Regions from separate parts of the Homo sapiens genome. Here regions 1, 2 and 4 are each linked to region 3. A link is a contact called in ENCODE Hi-C data. All regions are on one chromosome and are shown on one strand. Each heading gives the region's core, a stretch centred on a gene start or an enhancer-like site at or near the end of the contact. The rest is flanking DNA. Distances are from core to core; before and after follow the strand shown.

The links. Hi-C counts contacts between places; a loop is a spot of excess contacts on that map. Pooled maps may share reads with other maps.
Region 1: a loop to region 3 is called in a map of GM12878, with 4 times the contacts of the local background. The contact joins two enhancer-like sites. A Hi-C loop is called at or near these places in 1 of 168 maps with a recorded cell type or tissue (GM12878), 5 of 37 single-sample maps with no recorded cell type and 6 of 50 pooled maps.
Region 2: a pooled map shows a loop between it and region 3 (9-fold over the local background). The contact joins two enhancer-like sites. A Hi-C loop is called at or near these places in 3 of 37 single-sample maps with no recorded cell type and 2 of 50 pooled maps.
Region 4: a pooled map shows a loop between it and region 3 (5-fold over the local background). The contact joins two enhancer-like sites. A Hi-C loop is called at or near these places in 2 of 37 single-sample maps with no recorded cell type and 1 of 50 pooled maps.

The regions. Positions count from the first base shown.
Region 1 is chr11:95,713,065-95,716,761 of GRCh38, reverse strand. No RefSeq gene overlaps it. Among named protein-coding and RNA genes, the nearest start is that of FAM76B, 75 kb to the left of the region's middle. Within about 2 kb of position 1,714, at least 6 of the 41 ENCODE cell types and tissues checked have a DNase peak (open chromatin) inside an H3K27ac peak, as active enhancers do.
Region 2 is chr11:93,523,422-93,527,105 of GRCh38, reverse strand. All of the region lies in intron 1 of SMCO4 (single-pass membrane protein with coiled-coil domains 4), which reads left to right. Among named protein-coding and RNA genes, the nearest start is that of SMCO4, 18 kb to the left of the region's middle. RefSeq lists enhancers at 159-328, 359-458, 2,907-3,006. Within about 2 kb of position 1,250, at least 10 of the 41 ENCODE cell types and tissues checked have a DNase peak (open chromatin) inside an H3K27ac peak, as active enhancers do.
Region 3 is chr11:94,601,082-94,604,520 of GRCh38, reverse strand. PIWIL4 (piwi like RNA-mediated gene silencing 4) reads right to left here. Exons shown (of 20, transcript NM_152431.3): 12 at 2,542-2,726; 13 at 465-537. The region is part of intron 4 of PIWIL4-AS1 (PIWIL4 antisense RNA 1); the gene reads left to right. Among named protein-coding and RNA genes, the nearest start is that of LINC02700, 35 kb to the left of the region's middle. RefSeq lists an enhancer at 1,395-1,614. Within about 2 kb of position 1,325, at least 11 of the 41 ENCODE cell types and tissues checked have a DNase peak (open chromatin) inside an H3K27ac peak, as active enhancers do.
Region 4 is chr11:96,185,842-96,189,398 of GRCh38, reverse strand. The region is part of intron 1 of MAML2 (mastermind like transcriptional coactivator 2); the gene reads left to right. Among named protein-coding and RNA genes, the nearest start is that of MIR1260B, 150 kb to the left of the region's middle. RefSeq lists an enhancer at 1,480-1,539. Within about 2 kb of position 1,463, at least 12 of the 41 ENCODE cell types and tissues checked have a DNase peak (open chromatin) inside an H3K27ac peak, as active enhancers do.

The DNA of each region.
Region 1 (3,697 bases), core at 465-2,964, 1.1 Mb before region 3:
ATTGATGTTAACACCCTAAACCCATAAGGATGGGAATTTTTTTTGTTGTTCTTTTTATTGCAGCATCCTGGTCATTTAGAGCAGTGCCTGACACATGATATAAACCCCCGAAGTTTTGTTGAATAAATGAAGGAATGAACAATCTTGTTTAAGTAGACTAATACAAGACAATCTACGCTCTGCCTCTCTAGTATATCTGAGAATGTCTTGTAGGTATTCTCAGGAGTGCTGAGAAAAGATGTTTTTGAGAGACTTCTATGTATCTTGCATTATGTTGGGCTCTTGGGATTTTGTGGTTAACAAGTTAGTCATGCTCCCTGCCATGAAATGAGCATATAGTTTAGTGGGGAAAAGAAAGACTTAAAAAGTGAATATAAGAGGGATGGTTTTTATGGGGAAAAAAAACAAAACGTACAGAGAGTGGAGCAATGTGAGCACTGTAGGAGACCCAGCATGTGAACAGAGGCAGCATTCTGAAAGCAAGTCTCAGAGAACATGAAAACATCTTAAAAACAAAAACAACAAAAATTTCAAATGAAAGGTATTATCAGCAAAGGCCTTGTGATTAATTAGCTGCTCTATCTCTTTCCTGGGGTACAAAGTGAGGAGGACAATTGTCTCAGTGGTTCTGACGTGTGTATGACCCTGAGATGCAGTTAAGGAATCAAGCCTGAATAGGTCAGCAAGCCACTTGTTCTAAAATTCTTCTTGGGAGGAAACATCTGTGTCTCTTTCAGGATGCCAGCCATCACATGGGTCTTTCAACATTAGCATATTTTTCAGCCATCTGCAGTGGTTGCCTCCCTCCCACACAAGCTTAGTCACTGCACACAAACACACCTTTGTCCAAACTTCAGTACCAGGCTTTACAATGAAAGTCTCTGTGGCATCTCCGTGGAACCACATTTCCCAAGAGTGCTGCATAGCTATTTTACTTGCAATGCATTTATCACTTTTTAGCTCATTTGAATGCATGGGAAAACACAGAAGACTGTTGTCGTAGGTGGTGGTGTTTTATGGTTGTTATTGTTTTTCCTTAAAGTCATAGGGTAAAAGAAAGCTTGAAATATCATTTGTTTTCACTTCCTACTAGGCAATTAGGTAGACCCACTCTTAAATAAAACCTCTAATTTAGTATCCTCTCATTTTCAACTCACCTACAGTGATGAAGTTCTACAGGCTCCCTATGTTAAATTATTCTAGCGTTAATAAACCTTATTTTTGAAAATTTCTTTTACTTTTAGCTAAAGTATCTTCCATTGTCTCTGGAGGTAAATGTTAAGTTTCAGTTGTAGAACTACATCAGCTTATGATACAGTTAAGAGCAAAGGTCTTGGAATCAGGCAAATGTAAGTTCAAATTTGACCTCTGCTTCTGATGAACTGTGTGATTTGAGACAATTATATGACATTTTGCATACCAGTTTCCTTTTCTTCATCTGTAAACTGAAGAAACTAACACTCATATCAAGAGAATAATGTCTGCGACCATGATATTGACCCAGTTTCTCCCCCGTAATGAGTATTTGATGTATAGTGGTTATCATTATTGTAATGTTTAAAGTATCTAATAATAATATTGGGAGGAGGAACCATGAATGTTTTGGATTTGTTCCCTTCACAGCCCTTAGTGCCATGGATATGGTAGGTACTCAGGATTTGTGTATAAATGATTAACAAAAAAGTAAGATAGTAAGAGTAAGGAGCAACCTGCTCTTCTATTAACTAGCTTCATGCCGGGGTAAATCATTTACACTTCCTGAATCTTAGTTTCCTCATGTGCAAACTGGTAGTTTTATAAATGCAAAACTGGTAGTTTTGCACTTGGATATTTATGATGAGTATTTAATTTGTTCTTTCAGGTCTCCAGAGAAGGAAGTTCTTTGGGCAAAATTTTTGAGTTTAAGAATTATTTCTTAATGATAATCTGATTTTTCAAAGCTTTCAGGTATTCTCAGCAAACTAGCGCAGGAACAGAAAACCAAACACTGCATCTTCTCACTCATAAGTGAGAGTTGAAAAACGAGAACACATGGACACTGAGAGGGGAACATCACACACTGGGGCTGTCAGGCAGTAGTGGGCAAGGGAACGGAGAGCATTAGAACAAATACCTAATGCATACGGGGCTTAAAACCTAGATGATGCGTTGACAGGTGCAGCAAACCACCATGGCACATGTATACCTATGTAACAAACCTGCACATTCTGCACATGTATCCCAGAACTTAGAGTAAAAAAAAAGTTTTTTGAGAAGAGATATCAGAAATATTGTCATATTTTCTTGATTAGAGTCGAGATAAAAAGAAGTAAATGTTGAGTGTCTGCTCCCTTTGGTATTATCTTATGGACAGCATAGGACCAGGATTGAATCCTGATGACCACACTGGAAGAAGAAGTGGAAAATGAGGTGAAGGAGCCCAATTCTAGAACAGTTCAATTTCATTTGTTATTCTGGTGATTAATGTCTTCAGCTTTATACCTGGAGTGTTTCCAAAGCTTTTCACTAGATGCTCACCTTGACTCTGCCCAATATTCTCAACCTCAGCTAAATAAAACTAGTTTTTGACACCTAAAGAAATGGAACTTGTAAAACGTGGACATAATTCTACTTAAAGAGACAATGATAAACCCATACTTACATTCATTTAACTGTATTGATTTTTTTCTCAGAATTTAAGTGGGTTGAGGCAAAGAGGTATGTGACAGGGAGGAAGGGGAAAATCTTCTGGGGCACTTATATGCTTTTTAGAGTTTCTTTCTATACCTAACTCTTCTCTGGGGTGCTGAGGGTTCCAAAATAAATATTAATTACATCACAAAATTCTAAGAAGATGAATTTTTTTTGTCAGGTTCACCAATGGTCACTTTGGATTCCCAAAGAACACAGTAAACTTTAATTAGGTGATTAAACCATTAGGTGAAAAAGGAGTATTTCAGTATTAGAATAATCTTCTCATCTGATTCCCCAATCAACAAGCCATATGGAATCAACATACCAATATTGACTCTAATACATATTAGTCAGAATATAAAGTTGAAAGAGGTAAATAAGACTACCTCCCTAGGTGTGTATGTGGACTTACAGAACCTAGTTATATGGTGGTATTATACAATGGAATTACGTCACATTTATTCATTTTTGATGGGCAGGTGGCATTCCTTAGGCTTTTGAGTAGACTACATTGTAATGTGGGAAAATCGTTTGTCTAACTTCATTAATTGACAGCACTAATGAGAATACAATTCAGGTTGGTTGGTACAGTTTCACAGTTTTGCTCTATTAATGCTGGAATCATATCTTTATATTTGGCAGTTTTACTCCGAGCCAATGACATCAGCAAAAAGTTCATCCTAAAAGAAATTTCCATGTTGAATCAAATAACTGTAAGAATGTTATTTCTTCTTAACTTCCTAAATTTTGTGCCAATGATTCCATTGGATATAGAGGAAAGAGTCTTTCCTTTGAGAGCTTTCTTTCTACAAACATTAAAAACATACAGTCCAGGAAATCCTTTTAGTACAAACCAGTGGAAGGTGATATAAATGAAAATAAGGGGAAATAAAATAAAAACAGTGGGTGGAATCTGACATATTTGTTTGCTAAAATAACATAGATAGTTATGAATGGCACAATATTATTCAAATTTTACAAACATTTAATATCTTTATCACATAAATCATCTTATTTAATGTTT
Region 2 (3,684 bases), core at 1-2,500, 1.1 Mb after region 3:
AGGGTGTGTGGCTGACGCAGGTGCTGCCTGTCAGCGGTTGCCAAGGTTGGTTTGTGAGCTCTGTTGTGTCTTGAGAAGGTTGAAGAGTGGGCTGCTGTACTGAGAGGGTTGTGTGTCGGAATTCTGTCTCTAGAAGGTCCTCAGCAGTGCAGTGGAAAGGGCAATGGCCTAGAGCTCAGATATGTGGCCTTGTCAGGTCTGGGTTATTTTGGAGAACACACATTGAACTTGGGAATTAGTCTGTACTTTAGTCCTGATTGTGCCGTGTGGTAGACATACTTAGGCTTCCATTTCCTCATTTCTCAGTGAGTGATAAAAATGCCTGTTCCACCTGCCTCCCAGGATGGTGGTGATGATTAAATGTCATGATGTAGGGAAAAAGTGCTGAGGAAACCACAGGGCTCTCAAGGAAGTTTCTCTGATGAGAATTTTGAGTGTACAATGGTGCGTGAGAACAGTGGGGCTGACCTTGGAGATGTGAGGAGGATGGATGCGGATGTGAAGAGCAGCAGGTTTGCTTTATTTCATTTTTGTTTTTGGCAGCAGCTTGTTTCCTCTACCATCGCTTCACTGGTGAAGTATAATGTTCCACTGTCTACCTGGTGTTGTACTGCCTAGTGCTGAATGCTCTAGGATTTCACTGGAATTTGTCCCTGCCAAATTCCTTGGATTCACTCTCCCCAAAACTCTCATCTCTTTGGTGAAATGAGTTGTAATTTAGGAGATCATTCTGTAACTGCGGTGGTTGAAAGTACATAGCAACTTTCCCTGGTCTTGTTTGTCTTCCTAATTTTTTTTTTTTTTTAGCAAATATTTGTCTGTTTCTGTTCTCTAATCTTGAGCAGCCAAGCGTGTGAGTGGGCTGGAACCTGGTGGTCTGCCCCTGGGGAGGGGAGGGGGTCCCCCTTGGGTGGTGCTTGCTCTTCATTGGACCCTTTCTGTGCTTGATGCTTTGTAGAACATCAAGGTACAGTAGGCAGAATCCCTTGTTTTATGGGAAGATATGTATACTCAAACCAATATGAGTGTTAGGGATAGACAGCTTGAGAAGTCCCTGTCATGAGAGGTGTAACCCTCAGTCCAAGTGGATGAAGATGGATTATTGGGGATAGTCAGAGAGGATAAACTGTTGGCAGGACTTCTGTGACTTTTTGCTTTTTCACAACTGTTTGAATCAGCTCTTTCCAAGCTGGGGTTTCTGTCCAGCTATCCTGAGATAATTTCTTGAGTCATCACTGTTGCAGTGCACGTTTCATCTGACAGGAAAGCAGGGGCCCATGCAGGGCTCTGCTGAAGTCAGTGGCCCTGTCTTGTTTTTTGGCTTTGAGAATGGTACTCGAAGACTAAGTAGGTCACAGATATCTATTTTGAATTGAGTATGACTGGGCTGCTTGGACATCTAATTTCCGGATCCAATCCTGTTGGTCGCGTTTGCCCAGGAGTTTGGCAGCAAGCACTCTCTGGTTGGTCGTAGGGTGTATTTATAAAGTGGGAAGAGTCTGGAGACACTGCAGTTCTCTATTCCTGCAGGAGAGCCAGGAGTGGGTGGGCTTCAAAACCCTTTAGGAATGGGGGGAGTGGAATTTTTCCACCTCACTTCCTTAAATTTTCTGAAAATTGCTGATCCTCACTAACTCTATGGAACTTTTTTCTTTCAAGGAATCAAATTTAATTTTTACCCAATATTAGCTGGCCTCTGCTTCAAGTTGGATAATAGCTTCAGTTGCTGTGTGCCTTGCCTTTTATGCAGATTATCTCATTTAATCCTCACAACAAGCTCAGAAAGTGGTTATTATTTTCTCCATTTTACAGAGGAAAAGACCTGAGAATCAGTGGGGCAGTAATTTGCTGACAGACCCAGTGTGTAAGTAGCAGTGCTTGAGATTCAAACGTAAGATCTTCTGATCAGAGTGTGGCCTTTTGCTGCATAGCACAGTGGTCTCAGGAGCCCTGGGAGGTGTTCTGGCCACAGCTGGAAGTGGCAGCAGGAGCCCTGGGAGAGGGTATTCTGACCACAGCTGGGAGTGGCAGTACAGTAGTGGCTCCTTGGCCCATTGTGGGTTGAGTGCAACCTTCCTCTGAGTAGAGGCCAGCTGTGGGTGTTGGGGATGTGGGCCGCCCAGCCCAGGGAAGCATCTGTCTTTGTGGAACTGGAGTTATGTTTTATGATGTCACTCTGGTGTGACTGGATCACAGAATTCTGAGTTTATACCCTTTGTTGGATTTTTTTCCTGTTTCACTATTTTTCTGTGGGTCCTTGCCCAAGACCTTGGATGAGTGCAGTGAGCAGGCGAGATCTGTGAGTTAACATAGGTGGGGAACGCATTGGATGCACCACCTCCTCTGTGTGCACTGGCTGTTGACCCACCATTCCTCATCATCAGTACTCCGTGCCTTCCCTGCATTTTGGAGGACTAAGCACTTTTGTAGCGGGGAGTGTGTGTTTTGCCTTTCTCTTCAGTTTGTCCCCATAAGCTACTTCCAGGGGCCTGGCAGTAATGCTGCTGCTCCAGGTCATTTGTGTTTGTGGAGTGTCAGAGTTTTCAGGACTTTGCCCAGAAAGTCTTGTCCAGTGCTCCCAGGGAGTGGTCGTCATCATCTCCATTTTACAGATGGGGATTCTTAAGGGAAGTCACTCTTAGGTAGCATACTTCTATACCATAGCTTCCCCTGTAAGTTTCATAAAACACAACCGAGAAGATGCCTGTTTAAAATCAGCTTGTATTCCGAAAGTGAAAGAATGCCCTCTTCAAATGCCCTGGGGATCGTGTACACAGTAGGGTTCTCTTCTCCCTCAGGAATGTGTGGTCCCATCCTAGGTTCCCTCCCGGCCGTTTCCTGGCTTTGTGAGCCTGAGCTGGTTACTGAACCTTTCTGAGTCTGTGTCCTATAAATTGGTGATGATAGTACAATCTAAAAGAGGCTGTGGTAAGATATATATGAGATAGTGTATGTGAGATCACCCAGGCTCAATGTGTTGTAATCGCTTGTTTTTATTTTTCAACCAGGATGGCTTGAAGAAAATACAGATCTCAGCTACAGAGGTTGAGGCCTGAGAAACTCCCCTCCCCTGAAGGGCATTAGTAACTGATCTTCCCTGCACACTTCCTCCCCCAAAACAAGAAGGAGAGGATGAAGCTTAAAAACCCTGTTTCAGCTAGAATCTTTCCAAGGTTTTCTCATTCTTTTGGTTTTGGAATGGGGTGCTGATATATGCTTCATTTACTGGAAACCAAAACTAAGGAAGTCCATGTTAACCACACAGCCTCTCAGAAATGCCCAGTATTTTTAAAAATGAGGAAATGCCAAAACACGATTTTAGAAAGCGGGGTATTTTAAATTTACATATTGGACGTGTCAGCACTTTTAGCACACACACTTTCACTGATTGTATAATTATCTTGAAAAGACTTAAAAAACTAAATTTGAGGTTTTCTGGTCTCATTTCTTGCGGGGTCTTGCTCTGTTGCCCAGGCTAGAGTGCGGTGGCATGATCTCAGCTCACTGCAACCTCTGCCTCCCAGGCTCAGGCGATTCTCCTGTCTCTGCCTCCGGAATAGCTGGGACTACAGGCATGTGCCACCATGTCCAGCTAATTTTTTATATTCTTGGTAGAGATAGGGTTTTGCCATGTTACCCAGGCTGGTCTTGAACTCCTGAGCTCAAGCAATCCACCTGCCTTGG
Region 3 (3,439 bases), core at 76-2,575:
CAGGTGATGCAGCACCGGAGGAAGTGGTCCTCTCTGAAATGCACAGAAGGTGGCAAGAATTCACAGGAAGCAGGAATTTGGGGCCATAGGTCACTTGGAAAAACCTAACCCTCCAAGAATCCCCTGAAATATAGGGAACACTGGATACCAACATTTATGTGATGAGGTGGGAGTCAGTTTATCTTAAATCTTAAGGAAAAGATGACCCCAATGAGTTGCAAAATATGCAGACACCAATGGCTGTTATAGGGGTAACAAGAAGTACTGTATTTTAAAATTAATATTAGAAATGTGGAAAGGAAATAAAATATTGATTAAAATACTAAGATTAATATTTTCTTCGGTGCTTTGGAGAAATGCATGGCAATTTGCAAATATATCATGGGAGGGTATGTTCAGACTGTAGATATAAAGCAGAACTAAAATTATAGATTAAAGGAGTTCAAAAAGTATCCTGTACTTACCAGCTGAACATCAGGATCAACATATTGCTGTATAGCTCTAACAAATGCAGCTGGATTTTCTTGTACTTTTATGCTACATAAAAAGATTAATTTTGAAGCTATGTAACTTCCTTCTTAGTAGCACATACTTATATGGCATTAGAAATAATACAAATAAATTTTCATAACAAACTAGTAGTTTTAGGAAAAATTATTAGAGAAAATAACCTTTTGAGTCTAAAATTGTTTCTTAAACTACAAAATATGACAAAAACATTTCGCAATAATTTTTACAGTGTAAAAAATGGTTTGGTAGAAAATCAGATCTTCTCAATTGTCCAGAATCCCTATAATCAATAATTCTGTTGTTCAAAATGGGGTTGAAAGTGAACTTTTGAAATCCCAAGTCTCACAGTATCAAATGTCTGAAAGAGTGTTCAAGCTCAACCAGGATTAAGATTTCTGTAAGAGTGAATTGCTATAGGAATCTAAAAATGAATGTTTCAGAAAACATCAGGTTAATGAGACCAAGATATTCAGCTAATTTGCATGATTTAGACAAAAATATCTTTATTTTCCTTAGTGGTTGCTTGTCTGGAGCCTGGAATGTCTAGCCTTAATCAGCGCACAAGTACTTAACAATTATCTGTTCTGTGCTTACATTATGTTAGGGGCCAGCAGCTCCAAAAGTAATTCTCACACACATAGGAATTTGTAAAACTAGTTTCTTTATGTAGAATCAGCCTCTTTTATGTGTATATAAGTGAACTGTCCCAATGCCCAGCGGCTTTTTAAAACTCGCCCAGCAGGTGACAGGACCATCAACCCCATGACTGCAGATACTAACAGACCTATGTGACTGGCTGGCCGAACCGTCTCAGCAACTAGATGGTCCTGACTCATCCAATTCAAACTCTCGCACTCTGACTCTGCTGCACTTACAGTCCACTCCTAAAATCATCAGGTGAATGTTTTAGAAGACAGAAGCTATGCATATAAATCTAACAGGTAAATGGATACTTCATGGAAAAAAGAAGGTTGAAATAAAATACGAGCTTTCAAATAAAACAGGCCAAGGACAGAACATAGCAATGGGCTTGTTCCAGAATTCACATGAGAAAGAGCCTGTGATGTCAGCCCAGGATCTGCGGACTGTGGCTTCTTTCATAATCATTTCCTGCTTTATTAGCTCATGGGTTTAGAGAAAGTAGAGCGGGTGAAACTCAATCCAGGCTATTTATTAACAGATTTGATAAGAGGAGAGTTCTAAACAATGGTGTTAAATGAGACTTTGGGATTAATACTTGTGCTGCTGATGCAATTAATTAGTAACTATGTGTTTAAAGAATAACTCCATTATAACAAAGAAAAGTATCTGTTCCTCTTTTCTAAGCATATCAGTTTCAGTAAAATGAGGCATGACCAACTTTATGGCTTTTCTAAAGCAAAACAGTATTTATTTTCAGTGTGATTGTATATGTATCTCTTACTCAATGAAAAACTATTTATTTATCTTTCTCATTCCCAGCAACTGGCATAGTATCTACACATATTAGTACTCAATAAACATTCTAAGAATAAATGGTTGACCTTAGTCTTATCAGAAAACTCTCTGAATGACTAATAGTATGCTACAGTAACAGAATCAGAAAAGCTTATTTGAGATCTATTTTCATATTAAATTTTAAAGCATAAAATCAAGTAAAAGTCAGGACATGCAACTTCTGTTTTTTAATATCCATTTCCTATTAAGTAAATAACTGATATGAAAAACTGATCTGAAAGAAGGAAAAACAGTTGAGAAGACAATATATGGACTTATTAAAGATTTATATCCCAACTGGTACTGGAAAGATTTTCAGGTAATGACACTACTGCTTAAGAACTGGGTACAAGTTTTACAAAGGCCAACATAAAATATATTCTAACTTTATAAAAGTTTAGTCATTACAAAATCTATCTACTTATGACTACTTTCTTGGCACTTTACATTAGGAAACTACTGGGATAAAGAAGCTTTTGTTGATACATCTGCCATTATTCCCTACCTTCTAACCAAACCAAATTAATATATGAACAAAATTCAATGTATTCTCACATTTTGGGGTAGTCCACATTAAATCCCATGGAACCTGCAACTCTTCTCAAGCAGTTCAGAAAGCTCTCGGCAACATATTCAGTTCTGTCGCTACATAAAATCAACCAGGTATTCAAAGACTGTGCATTTAAAATCTTGCAAGTTCGAATATCCTTGGACCAGTCAGCAGCAGACACAGGTTGACACTGAGAAAAATAATGATCATGAAAGGATTGAACAAATTTATTCAGAGAGCAGCTAAATAAAGACAGTGTGAAGATGGCCAACTTTTGTTATAACTGTTTAACACAGTTTGCTATTCAGTCTTAAAACACAGATGCAGGCACTGCACATCCGAACAGAATACATGTGCTTTCTGGGAGTGGAAGCATCTGGGCGTCATCCCAGGTCTTCCAGGCACTGGTGGCCCTTGGAGGTCCCTTTAACCTCATGATTCTCTGCGGTGCACAGAGAATGGTGTCTGATTCAAAGATCTCTGAGGTTCCCTTCCAGCTCTGAGTATCTATGCCTTTATTATGAATGACTCAGGCAAACAGCCTGTATCATTTTATCTTTTACTTTAAGCATCTAAATATCTCAGAGAATGCTGATTATCAATACTCTAGGTCATCATAATAAAACTAACACACCCTACAGAACAGTTAAGTGTTGCAAGAAGTCAGGGACCCCAAACGGAGGGACTGGCTGAAGCCATGGCAGAAGAACATGGATTGTGAAGATTTCATGGACATTTATTAGTTCCTCAAATTAATACTTTTATAATTTCTTATGCCTGTCTTTACTGCAGTGTTTAAACATAAATTGTGAAGATTTCATGGACACTTATCACTTCCTCAATCAATACCTTTGTGATTTCTTATGCCTGTCTTTACTTTAATCTCTTAATCCTTTCATCTCG
Region 4 (3,557 bases), core at 214-2,713, 1.6 Mb before region 3:
TCTATTCTCTTCTAGGAGTAACTATTGGTATGTAAAAACACTACATTAATACATAAAGATTTCCTAGGAAGTAAATTATAAGCACGAAACTTGTGCCATACAAAATGGCTACTTGTTTAAAAAATTGTTCAGAGAAGTCAGATTAGGTCCTATTGGCTATAATTGGATAATGGAAATCCATTTTATATGCATTACCAAACTCTCATCAAATCATACCTCAAGGCACCAAGAGGCAAATCACCTCTTGTATTAAACTAGATATGGCCGGTGAATAATGGGTGCAGAGGTGGTCATTTCCATGAGTGGAACCAGATATAGAAAAAAAAAAACAAAACAGTTTCTAGCATTGAGCTAGAAGCTTCTCTTTACTAATAAGATGTGACTGAATTCCAGGAATATTTGTTCAGTTAAAAGAGTAATGGTTTCTCCTCAGTGGCTCTTTGGACATTTGAAATCTTTTGCTTATTTGTTTAGCAGAATTTTTTTTTTAATGTTGAACAAATGCACAGCAGCTTTGGTGGTGCTCTGACCAGCCCCATAGAATGCTGCCTCAAAAGTTTTTCCTGTGACACTTCCTTTCAGAGATGTTTCACATGTGCTTTTTTCCTTCTGCCCACACTCTGTGTTCACCACCAACTTTCCATTGTCAGTCCCCTCCCACACACAATTTCACTCTCTCATACACTCCCTGAATCTTACAGCAGCTCAAACTACCACTCACGTTTTCATTACATTATGGGAAAGGAAAAAAAAAAACTGACTTCCTCAAAAAGGACATAAAGTTCATTTTTTAAAGGACTTAACGTTTTCAAAAAGATTTTCTTTTGTAAGATCTCCTCATTCCTGCCTGTTGTACTTGCCATAATAGGGACATACAGGCTTTCTCTTTGCTTGTGGGACCCCCAAGCCATTTTTCTCTGTTGACTGGTTTTCTCATCAGAAGTTCTTAATTATGAGTCAATAAAATAATACTCTACAGTCACAGCCCCAGGGAAGGGAAGGATTGCTTAAGTATCTAGGTTATTCAGGGAAGGATGGGGGTAGAGAGAGATGTGTTGGCTTTCCATTTTCTATTCAAGCAAAAGCAGTTTTAAAATCTGAAATTAGAAAGGTTATAGGAACTGCTTAAATCAGACTTTCATGTCTGTGTTATAAGCTTCCAACTTGGGAAAGCTTAAGAAAAAGAAACCTAAGGTTTCAAACATGTGCTTGTTTCAAAGCACAAACTTGGCGACTTCTCACATTGCTTTCACTAAACCTAAGAGTTCTCATACAAGTGAGGTCTGTTTTCATCACTTTCCAGCAAAGATTAAATAGCAGGGTGCTGTAGTGATGATTCTGGTTACTGAGATTTCATTGCCAAGTCAGAAACATCAGAGGGACAACTCCATTTAACCATAGGCCAAAGATACCTCTGCCACATGAAGGCCAGGCCAAATGCCAGCCGAATGAATCAGTATGCACAGTGCTGGAGTCAGAAGCAGACACCTCTTCTGGAGTGCTTAGTCCATAGACTGGAGTGAAAAATATCAGAGCAGAGGAGAAGAACAGTAATAGGTGGACATTCCTAAACACGACAGTTATTTAAAACTTTTTTTTTTTTTTTGAGACAGAGTTTCACTCTGTCGCCAGGCTGGAGTGCAGTGGCACGATCTCGGCTCACTGCAACCTCTGCCTCCCTGGTTCAAGCGATTCTCCTGCCTCAGCCTCCCGAGTAGCTGGGGTTCCAGTCACATGCCACCATGCCCAGCTAATTTTTGTATTTTTACTAGAGATGTTGGCCAAGATGGTCTCCATCTTCTGACCTTGTGATCCACCACCCTCGGCCTCCCAAAGTGCTGGCATTACAGGCGTGAGCCACCGCACCCGGCCTGTTTAAAACTTCTTACTCACTTTGGATAAATGATGCTGGGAGTTCAAGCATTTACTTCCAAGACAACCTGGGATAGGATCAGCAGTGATTCCTTAAGTGAAGCTACGTTTATACCTCAATTCTTTTGTTTATTCATTCATCTGTTTAAAATAAAATATTTCTAGAATACCTACTAAGTGTCAAGAAAATACCAAATATATTTCTTTTGGCATCTAGGTAATGAGTTAATTTGAAAGTCTGAGAAAACCAGCAATCTGGAATAACAGTGGCTTTTATTAATCATCTGCTATGTGCCACATTTTATATGTTATCTCATTTAGCTATCACACTTAGCTTCTAAAAAAGATGGGGAGAAAGTATCCAAATGAATGTGCAGAGACAACTTGATTCACAGAGGTAAGAAAGACCCCTCAGACACCCACTGAAGATACTGGGAATTTCAAATAAGGTTAAAGGTACATTACTCAGGGCACCAGGAATGTTCAAAAAATGGACCACAGTTCAGTAGCAAGGAAGCCTCTAGGCACTATTCACATTTGTTTGAGTCACAATTTTAAAATGAGTGAAACTTGTGTCTTTGAATTCAGTATCATTTACCAAATCATACTGTGCTTGTGATATTTGTGCATATGGTAGCCTCTGTGTAAAAAGCTTCTCTCTATGAGATACACTGGCTAATAGTTGTTAAGGGGCCCGGCTCTAAAGCCAGGGGCTATTGGGTTCAAACTGCCACTCTAACACTCACCTACTATGTAGCCTTGAGAAAGTGATTTCAAGCTCTCTCTATCGGTTTCTCATCTGTAAAATGAGGATAATGCTACTTCCTACATAGTGGAGTTGTGAAAATAAAATGCATGTGAGTTACTTAACATAGTAGCCAACATTCACAAAATAATTATCATTGCATCTGCCCCTCTTTTCATCACATTTTTTTTTGAGACGGATTCTCACTCTTGTTGCCCAGGCTGGAGTGCAATGGCACAATCTCAGCTCACCGCAACCTCCACCTCCCGGGTTCAAGAGATTCTCCTGTCTCAGCCTCCTGAGTAGCTGGGATTATAGGCATGCACCACCACGCTTGGCTAATTTTGTATTTTTAGTAGAGACAAGGTTTCTCCATGTTGGTCAGGCTGATCTCAAACTCCCGACCTCAGGTGATCCGCCCACCGTGGCCTCCCAAAGTGCTGGGATTACAGGCGTGAGCCACTGCACCCGGCCTTCATCCCACTTTTATAGTACACTTTTGTGTATCTGTTCTTTCTAGGGACTCAAAAAAGTACTTTGATTCTCCTGTGATTTGATAGGCAATTTGTAAAAGCTAATATTTAATTCATTTAGGAGCAAAACCTAATTATGCTTTATTGCTGTATAATTTCCTCTAGTGTGCAGGTATGTGATGCAGCTTATTAAAGTAAGAAAGTAAACTATGCTGTCTATCAGAATGGGAGAATTTGTGGGTTCTATACACTTGGGGTCCTCAAACTGTAAGGTGTAAATAAATCCTAGGTCTCGTTAAAATGCAGATTCTGACCCAGTAGGTCTGGGGAGGGGCTGGGAGTCTGTATTTGAAAGGTGCTTTCTGTTGGTACCTATGCTGTGGATCTGTGCACCACGCATTGATGCTATACATATTACATTAAACTGTGCCTCATCTGGATTGTGGCACAAGGTAAAATAGATGCAG